Regions from separate parts of the Homo sapiens genome. Here region 1 is linked to region 2. Evidence: chromatin contacts called from ENCODE Hi-C or POLR2A ChIA-PET data. All regions are on one chromosome and are shown on one strand. The core of a region is the stretch at or near the end of the contact, and the rest is flanking DNA. Distances in the headings are between cores, read along the strand shown. Region 1 holds the start of HSD17B1-AS1 (HSD17B1 antisense RNA 1). Region 2 holds the start of EZH1 (enhancer of zeste 1 polycomb repressive complex 2 subunit).

Region 1 (4,131 bases), core at 1,476-3,975, 190 kb before region 2:
TGGAAGGGTCCAGAGCAGGAGCTTCTATCTCCATAGAGTTGGGGTTACGTCACCCTCTGGGCACATTCTGTCAGCCTCCACACGTTCAGCCCTCAGAAGCTCCCGAACCCTGTCCTTTGGGCCTTTTATGGAGAACTCCATTGGCTGTCCATGACTGAAGCATGGACAACTGTGATAATGTGATTGGGCAAAAAGGGTCTGATCTAAGCCCAGCAAGGCCAGTCCAGATTCTTTGGGCCTTTGTGCAGCATTCCTTTCTCCAGGGTATGGGGCAAGGACCCACTCTGGAATGAGGATCCTACAACCCACAATCAGATTAGAGTCCTGCCTTGGGCAGCTGAAAAGAGGACAGGAGAAGGTCAGAGAGACGAAAGGCTGTTTTTTGAGGCCTGAGGCACCCCAACATGACAACGTAAGACTGTAACCATGGTCATGTGAGTTATGAGCTAGGAACCCTGGACGAAACCAGCACATATACAATCATCTCCCACCTCCCAACGCCTTTACTTTCACAGCCTCTGCAGCAAACTGCGGTCACTATAATCGCTCCTGTGGCACAGAGGCATACCCAGGGGAATCTGCCCAGGGGGCCACTCTGTGCCCACGTGGGAACCCACACCTGCTTGTAAAGCCTCCCCTCCCTCTGACCAGCAACCAGGACAGTTTGTTGTTCCAAGCAGTGGGCTCATGTCTGTTTTGGCTCAGAACAGGGTGGGGAGAGCGGGCCAGGGACCCGCAGGAAGGCTTATCCTTGAGATTGCGTGGGAGACACAACAAGGGGTGGGGGCCCGCAGGCGGGGCGGGGCGAAGCAGGTGATATCAAGCCCAGAGCCCCAGCCTCTCCCCACAGTCTCACCATGGCCCGCACCGTGGTGCTCATCACCGGCTGTTCCTCGGGCATCGGCCTGCACTTGGCCGTACGTCTGGCTTCAGATCCATCCCAGAGCTTCAAAGGTATAGATAGGCAGGGACAGGGAGGGAGAGAAGGGAGGAGCCCTTGGAGGCCAGAAGGGAAGTCAGATCTTCCTCCTCTCCCAAAACCTCCAGTGTATGCCACGTTGAGGGACCTGAAAACACAGGGCCGGCTGTGGGAGGCGGCCCGGGCCCTGGCATGCCCTCCGGGATCCCTGGAGACGTTGCAGCTGGACGTAAGGGACTCAAAATCCGTGGCCGCTGCCCGGGAACGCGTGACTGAGGGCCGCGTGGACGTGCTGGGTGAGCCTCCTGGAAGCATATGGGCTCCTAGGAGCCTTCTCCGCCCTGCGTTGAAACCAACATGTTCCCAGGCCCAGGGAGCACGAGGGGACAGGCCGTGCTGAGGGTGATGCTGAGGCGGGCTGGTCGGGCCTCTTGTCTCCGCAGTGTGTAACGCAGGCCTGGGCCTGCTGGGGCCGCTGGAGGCGCTGGGGGAGGACGCCGTGGCCTCTGTGCTGGACGTGAATGTAGTAGGGACTGTGCGGATGCTGCAGGCCTTCCTGCCAGACATGAAGAGGCGCGGTTCGGGACGCGTGTTGGTGACCGGGAGCGTGGGAGGATTGATGGGTGAGTGGTAGGGAGTGGCCTCGGCAGCTCCAGATTCTTTGTGTGCGGAGCTGAGCCTTGAAGGCAGGTTCCGCGGGGGGGGTGGAGTGGGGTGCCGTCAGCTTGGAGGGGCACCGTCTGCCCGGGGATGACCCCCTGGCCGCTGCGCCTCAGGAACCTCGTCTCCCCACCTAAGGGCTGCCTTTCAATGACGTTTATTGCGCCAGCAAGTTCGCGCTCGAAGGCTTATGCGAGAGTCTGGCGGTTCTGCTGCTGCCCTTTGGGGTCCAGTGAGTCAACACCCCCGTTCCCCGAACCCTCTTAACTCTGACCTAGAGACGCCGAGCACCCTGTCCTGCGGGAGCCGCTCTGGGGCGATCTCCCTGGCCCTCTCTGCCCGGCTCACATTAGCTGTGTGCCAGGCACTTGGGCTGGGCGCATGGCACGCATTGTGCCACCTGCTGACCTAGCTGCTGAAGTGTTGGTATTGTTATGGGGAAGCTCCAGCCCAGAGAGGTTAGGTGACTGGCCCAAGGTCACACAGCGGCCAGGGACCCCGCTAGATTCGAATCCTGACACCAGGGCTCCCTTGTAGCCTCAGATGGATTTGGGAGGGCTGCTCCGGCAGGAACCCGCGTTTCAAATGTTCTGGTTATCCCCAGCGCCCTTTCCGCCTCACTTCCCAGCGCAGCGGTGCTGCTCGCGGTCGGGGGCCGGGACGTGGTTGGGGCTGGGACTGGGGTTGGGGCTGGGACTGGGGCCTGGCTGGCGTCCGCCCCCTCCCACTCGTTGCTCTCCGGCCAGCAGCTTGAGCCTGATCGAGTGCGGCCCAGTGCACACCGCCTTCATGGAGAAGGTGTTGGGCAGCCCAGAGGAGGTGCTGGACCGCACGGACATCCACACCTTCCACCGCTTCTACCAATACCTCGCCCACAGCAAGCAAGTCTTTCGCGAGGCGGCGCAGAACCCTGAGGAGGTGGCGGAGGTGAGCGCCGGGCTGGACTCCAGGAGTGGGGGCGGTGCGTCCTCCGGCGCGCAGCGGTGGCCACAGCTCTCCTCCCGCCGCCGCAGGTCTTCCTCACCGCTTTGCGCGCCCCGAAGCCGACCCTGCGCTACTTCACCACCGAGCGCTTCCTGCCCCTGCTGCGGATGCGCCTGGACGACCCCAGCGGCTCCAACTACGTCACCGCCATGCACCGGGAAGTGTTCGGCGACGTTCCGGCAAAGGCCGAGGCTGGGGCCGAGGCTGGGGGCGGGGCCGGGCCTGGGGCAGAGGACGAGGCCGGGCGCGGTGCGGTGGGGGACCCTGAGCTCGGCGATCCTCCGGCCGCCCCGCAGTAAAGGCTTCCTCAGCCGCTGTCTCCCGCGCCCTTCTTTGTCCCCTGGGTCTGTGTGGTCCCTGGGGATGGGGCGGCGGTAGCAGCTGTGGGTGGCTAATTAAGATAGATCGCGTTAGCCAGTTTTACCAGCGCAGCTAGGCGCGATGGCTGTCGCCTGTAATGCCAGCGCTTTGGGAGGCGGAGGCAGGAGGATCGCTCAAGCCCCGGAGTTGGAGACCAGCCAGAGCAACACAGTGAGACCCCCATCTCTACAAAAATAAAGAAAATTTAAAAATCAGCACAGTGGCACCATTCCTTGAGCCCAGGAGTTGGAGGGTGCAGTGAGCATGATGGGGCCACTGCACTCCAGCCTGGGTGACAGAGTGAGACCCTGTCAATTAATCAAATGAACCAACCAACCGAAAAACTCAGAAACCAAGGTCCAGAAAGAAGCCAGCCCAGGATCACACCTCAAGTCCATATTAAAGGCCAGACACAGTCTCTGGATAACCAAGGGGCATCTGCAGGAGGAGTTAGGTGGGAATTGGCTTGGGGTAGAGTCAGGTTGTGACTTGGACCCCATTAGCCATGAGACCTCAGGCAAGTTCCTTGCTTTCTCTCAGTCTTTCTTTTCTTTCTTTCTTTCTTTTTTTTTTATTTTCTGAGACAGAGTTTCGCTCTTGTTGCCTAGGCTGGAGTGCAATGGGGCAATCTCGGCTCACCACAATCTCCGCTTCCCAGATTCAAGTGATTCTCCTGCCTCAGCCTCCCAAGTAGCTGGGATACCGGCTAATTTTGTATGTTCGGTAGAGACGGGGTTTCTCCATGTTGGTCAGGCTGGTCTCAAACTCTCGACCTTAGGTGATCCGCCCGCCTCGGCCTCTCAGATTGCTGGGCATACAGGCATGAGCCACCGCGACCGGCCCTCTGAGTCTTTCTTATCTGTAAAATGGGTATAATAATACCTATCTAATCGGTTTTAGTAATGGTGGAGATAATGCCTGAAAGTGCTAGTATAGAGGTTTAATAGCCAGCAAGGACTGTTATTAGAATGAATAGTAATATGACTACTGTCACATTTTGCAAATGTGTAAAGAAGAAAGAGGGCTAAGTGAATCAAAGGGAGACAGCCCCACTCACCCTGTTCTGCCCCAGAGGACTGAGCGATCCCCACCATCTGGCAAGCTGCCTCACCAGGAGGTCCAGCTGGGGCTACAGGACTGGCTACTTTGCTACAATGGCCCGTCTTTCCTGAGCCCAGTGGAGGGTCCCAGGGGGGCAGGAGTCATTG
Region 2 (4,159 bases), core at 1,580-4,079:
CAGCTCACTGCAACTTCCCACTCCCAAGTTCAAGCGATTCTCCCACCTCTGTCTCCCAAGAGCTAGAATTATAGGTGTCCGCCACCACGTCTGGCTAATTTTTTGTATTTTTAGTAGAGATGGGGTTTCACCATATTGGCCAGGCTGGTTTTGAACTCCCCGACCTCAGGTGATCCAACAGCCTCAGCCTCCCAAAGTGCTGGGCTTATAGGTGTAAGCCATCAGCCCAGCCTCTAGTGCTGTTTCAAAGGGCACTAATGTAACCATCATAATGAAGAAGTCATTTACACTTTAAGGAATTTTAAGCTGGGCCTTAGCATCAAGTTCCACGATTAGCATACAAGTACTCTGCCAGTTACTGACAATACTAGCATCCGGATCACCTGACTCCCAGTGCCAGAAATTTCCCCACTATTTATTCCACAAATATATGTTGAGCACCTACTATTATACTTAATAGTAGTATCTACTATGTGTTACCATTTTAGGTGTTTGGGGTACATCAATGAATAAAACATATATCCCTGCCTTTGGAGTTGATTCATTATGTTTGTGACACACAACAATAAGCATAAACCTTGACAATGATAGCATTATTACAGTTTTATAGATAGTCCTTTCTCCTATTATGTATGTGCGTTTTTAAGTACTTCTCTCTCCCTTTTTTTTTTCTTTTTTGAGATGGAGTCTTGCTCTGTCACCCATGCTGCAATGCAGTGGTGCATGTCGGCTCACTGCAACTTCCACCTCCCAGGTTCAAGCGATTCTCGTGCCTCAACCCCCTGAATAGCTGGGATTACAGGCACCCACCACCACGCCCAGCTAATTCTTGTATTTTTGTAGAGAAGGAGTTTCGCCATGTTGCCCAGGCAGCTCTCGGACTCTTGACCTCAAGTGATCCGCCTGCCTTGGCCTCCCAAAGTGCTGGGATTACAGGCCTGAGCCACTGTGCCAGGCCTCCTTTTTTTTTTTTTTTTTTTGACAGAATCTCACTCTGTTGCCCAGGTTGATGTGCAGTGGTGCAATCTCGGCTCACTGCAACCTCCACCTCCCGGTTCAAGCGATTCTAATGCCTCAGCCCTCCCGAGTAGCTGGGACTACAGGCGTGTGCCACCACACCTGATTAATTTTTGTATTTTTAGTAGAGATGGAGTTGTCCCATGTTGCCCAGGCTGGTCTCAAACTCCTGGGCTCGAGTGAACGGTCCACCTCAGCCTCCCAAAGTGTTGGGATTACAGGCATGAGCCACCGTGCCAGGCTTTTTTTTTTTTTCTTGAGACAGGGTCTCAGGTGCTGTCACCCAGACTGGAGTGCAGTGGCAGGATCAGAGCTCATTGCAACCTTGACCTCCCAGTCTCAAGCAATACTCCTGCTTCAGCCTCCCAAGCAGCTGGGACTATAGGAGAAGGCCACCACATCTGGCTATTTTTTTTTTGTAGAGATGAGGTCTCGCTATTGTTGCCTGAGCTGGTCCCAAACTCCTGGGCTCAAGCTATTCTCCTGCCTGGGCCTCCCGAATGCTGGGATTTCAGATATGAGCCACCGAGCCCAGTCTAAAGTACTTATCTCCTAACACACACTCTCTCCTATGTAAGTAATCTCTTTTATCAGTGGCATATCTGGGGATTCCAAGACTTAAAATAGACAAGCTTTCACAGAAACCTCTAATAGGGTTAGCACCTTCTCAGGCTGGAAACCTCCTTCAATATCAGTTTCCTAAATTTAAAAAACATGGGGTGTGGGAATTTTTTTATTCAGCGGCAGTATGGCAGCAAACGTGGAGGAGACTCGCGTTTTCATTGCCATCCTTGCACCCACCTAATTGTTAGTGTACCTGAGCTCCTTTGCTTTCATCCTCCCCTGCCAAGCGTCAGGTTCCTATCGGCCTGGGCTACATCACATACAACCCTGTATTTCACCCTCCATATTCCTTCACATTCCACGGGGGGCACTAACATCCTTCAGGTATCCCTTCCCTTCCCTGCTCAAGAAACAATTCCTCAGTAGTCACTTTTTATTGAAATAAAAGTTTGTCCCACATTTCCTAACAGGCATGTCCCAAATACAACACCTTGTCTGTGCTTCAAGGCACTTTTATTTATATCATTTGATCCTCGGTTGAATGGTGGGGGTGAGCGATCATTGGCGTGAGACCAAAAGTCTGGAGTGAAGGAGATTCTTGCTCAGGGCCAGGCCTGGGGTGAGGCGACCGAGGCACCCAGGACGCACGTGAGGAGGCGCTCACTGCACTTGCGCGACCCTGAGTCAGTGCTCCTTTACACTTTGTGCCTTGGGAGCCTTACTCACCTCACCCTAGTCCCGGCCTTGTTTTTACTGCTACCCCTCCTCAACATCCCCGAAAGCCATCGCAAGATCAGCCCCGGTCTCTAGCCCTCCCCAAGCACAGCTCCAGGTCCCCAGAGTCCACCTCGCTAAAGGCCCCCGCAGGTGCCACCGCCCTCCCGCGCCCTTTGGGCGCTGGGGCTCCCGCCCACCGGCCCACACCGCCATCCAACGGGATTCCCCGTCCCCGAGCCCGCCCCCGCCGCTCCTCCTCCCGGGCACACAGCCCTCGCAGCCCCAGACGCTGTCCTCGCCTGGGTCTCTCTCGCCCCGTCGCCCCCATTCCCCCACCCTCGGAATGAGGAGGGGCGCCTGCTACCCCCGGCCAGGCAGGCAGTGTGTCCCTCGGATTCCTTCCAATTTCCTGATCCCTCCGCCTCTCCCTCCCTCAGGCCCAGGGCGGCGAGGGGAGGAGGCCCGGCCCCACCGCCCGGCCCAGGCTTGTTTACTCACTCACCCTCCATCCCGAGCCGCGGGTCCCGCTGCTAGGACGCATGCGCGCCGCGGCCCCACCCCTGCGCCGTGCCCCGCCCCGCGCCTCCTGTCGGCGCGTGCGCATTGACTTACCCGTGCCGCGCGGACGCACTACTGTCATTTGCCGCCAAAACCCCGCACTCAGGAGTCCTGGCGGGTGCAGCCTCCCAGACGGCTTCCAAAGCGGCGCTGGCAGGGGAGGGGAAGGGCTCTGGGGAAACCTTCGCAGAGCCACTAATATCTTCCTGAAGACCCTATTCAGCGGATTTGCCATCCCCACGCGCTGGTGACAAGCCACATCTCACTTCAGCGTTTGAAGCCAACCCAGATCACCTTCATACCGATGCTTCACCCCTACCAGTTCTCCAGACACCGGTCTATGGGTTCTAAGCCCTTTATTTATGTCTGATCTCCCTATTTCTGTTCATAGTTTTCTAGTCACTTAGAATCAAAATTATAGCCTTGTATCGAAATAAATCCCCACAAGACACCTGCTAGTTACAAAGGGAAAAAAATAGCAACTTTACAGATAAGAATCTGTCAGACACCACCTTAACTAAGTGATCAAAGTTAGCATCACTAGTGATAAGAGGTATTGTTTTCTTCTTCTTTTTTTGCCGGGGGGCGAGGCTGGACGGAGTCTCGCTTTGTTACTTACACAGGCTGGAGTGCCGTGGCGCGATCTCGGCTCACTGCAACCTCTCCCTCCCGGGCTCAAGCAATTCTCCCGCCTCAGCCTCCCAAGTAGCCAGGAATACAGGTTCGTGCCACCACGCCCGGCTAATTTTTGTATTTTTAGTAGAGATGGGGTTTCACCGTATTGGCCAGGCTGCTGTCAAACTCCTGACCTCAAGTGATCTGCCTACCTCGGCCTCCCAAAGTGCTGAGATTACCGGCATGAGCCACCACGCCCGGCCTCCCTCTTCTTTTTAAGGAGACAGGGTCTTGCTGTGTTGCCTAGGCTGGTCTTGAACTCCAGGGTTCAAGCCATCCTCCCACCTTGATTTCCCAAAGTGTTGGGATTACAGGCATGAGCCATTGCCCCCAGCTGAGAGGTATTCTTACCAGGTCCCTCTGAACATGATGCAATGAGAAGCGCACAAAATCACTTCTGTGGTATTCTTGACGAACACGCATAAGCTGATTTTTTGTGCGTGTTGTTTGTTTGTTTGTTTTGAGACAGTTTCACTCTTGTTGCCTAGGCTGGAGTGCAATGGTGCAATCTCGGCTCACTGCAATCTCTGCCTCCTGGGTTCAAGCGATTCTCCTGCCTCAGCCTCCCAAGTAGCTGGGTTTACAGGCATGCACTACTATACCCGGCAAATTTTGTAATTTTAGTAGA

What was found. A loop is a pair of places that touch in the nucleus more often than their neighbours do. ChIA-PET counts read pairs that join two places held with the same protein, here RNA polymerase II (POLR2A). Pooled maps may share reads with other maps.
Region 1: a pooled map shows a loop between it and region 2 (2.9-fold over the local background). The contact joins the promoter of HSD17B1-AS1 here to the promoter of EZH1 in region 2. A Hi-C loop is called at or near these places in 1 of 168 maps with a recorded cell type or tissue (dorsolateral prefrontal cortex), 1 of 37 single-sample maps with no recorded cell type and 10 of 50 pooled maps. POLR2A ChIA-PET finds 5 or more read pairs at or near these places in 4 of 52 experiments (OCI-LY7, activated CD8-positive, alpha-beta T cell, activated T-cell and 1 more).

The regions. Positions count from the first base shown.
Region 1 is chr17:42,552,077-42,556,207 of GRCh38, forward strand. HSD17B1-AS1 (HSD17B1 antisense RNA 1) reads right to left here and starts at 2,726. Exons shown (of 1, transcript NR_144402.1): 1 at 360-2,726. It overlaps HSD17B1 (hydroxysteroid 17-beta dehydrogenase 1), which reads left to right and starts at 847. Exons shown (of 6, transcript NM_000413.4): 1 at 847-954; 2 at 1,048-1,215; 3 at 1,363-1,542; 4 at 1,718-1,811; 5 at 2,329-2,506; 6 at 2,593-3,138. The coding sequence starts at 858. The coding sequence ends at 2,862. RefSeq lists a cis regulatory region at 305-321, a promoter at 771-847, enhancers at 2,491-3,058, 3,874-4,131 and a silencer at 2,708-2,867.
Region 2 is chr17:42,742,211-42,746,369 of GRCh38, forward strand. EZH1 (enhancer of zeste 1 polycomb repressive complex 2 subunit) reads right to left here and starts at 2,830. Exons shown (of 21, transcript NM_001991.5): 1 at 2,801-2,830. RefSeq lists a silencer at 2,408-2,987.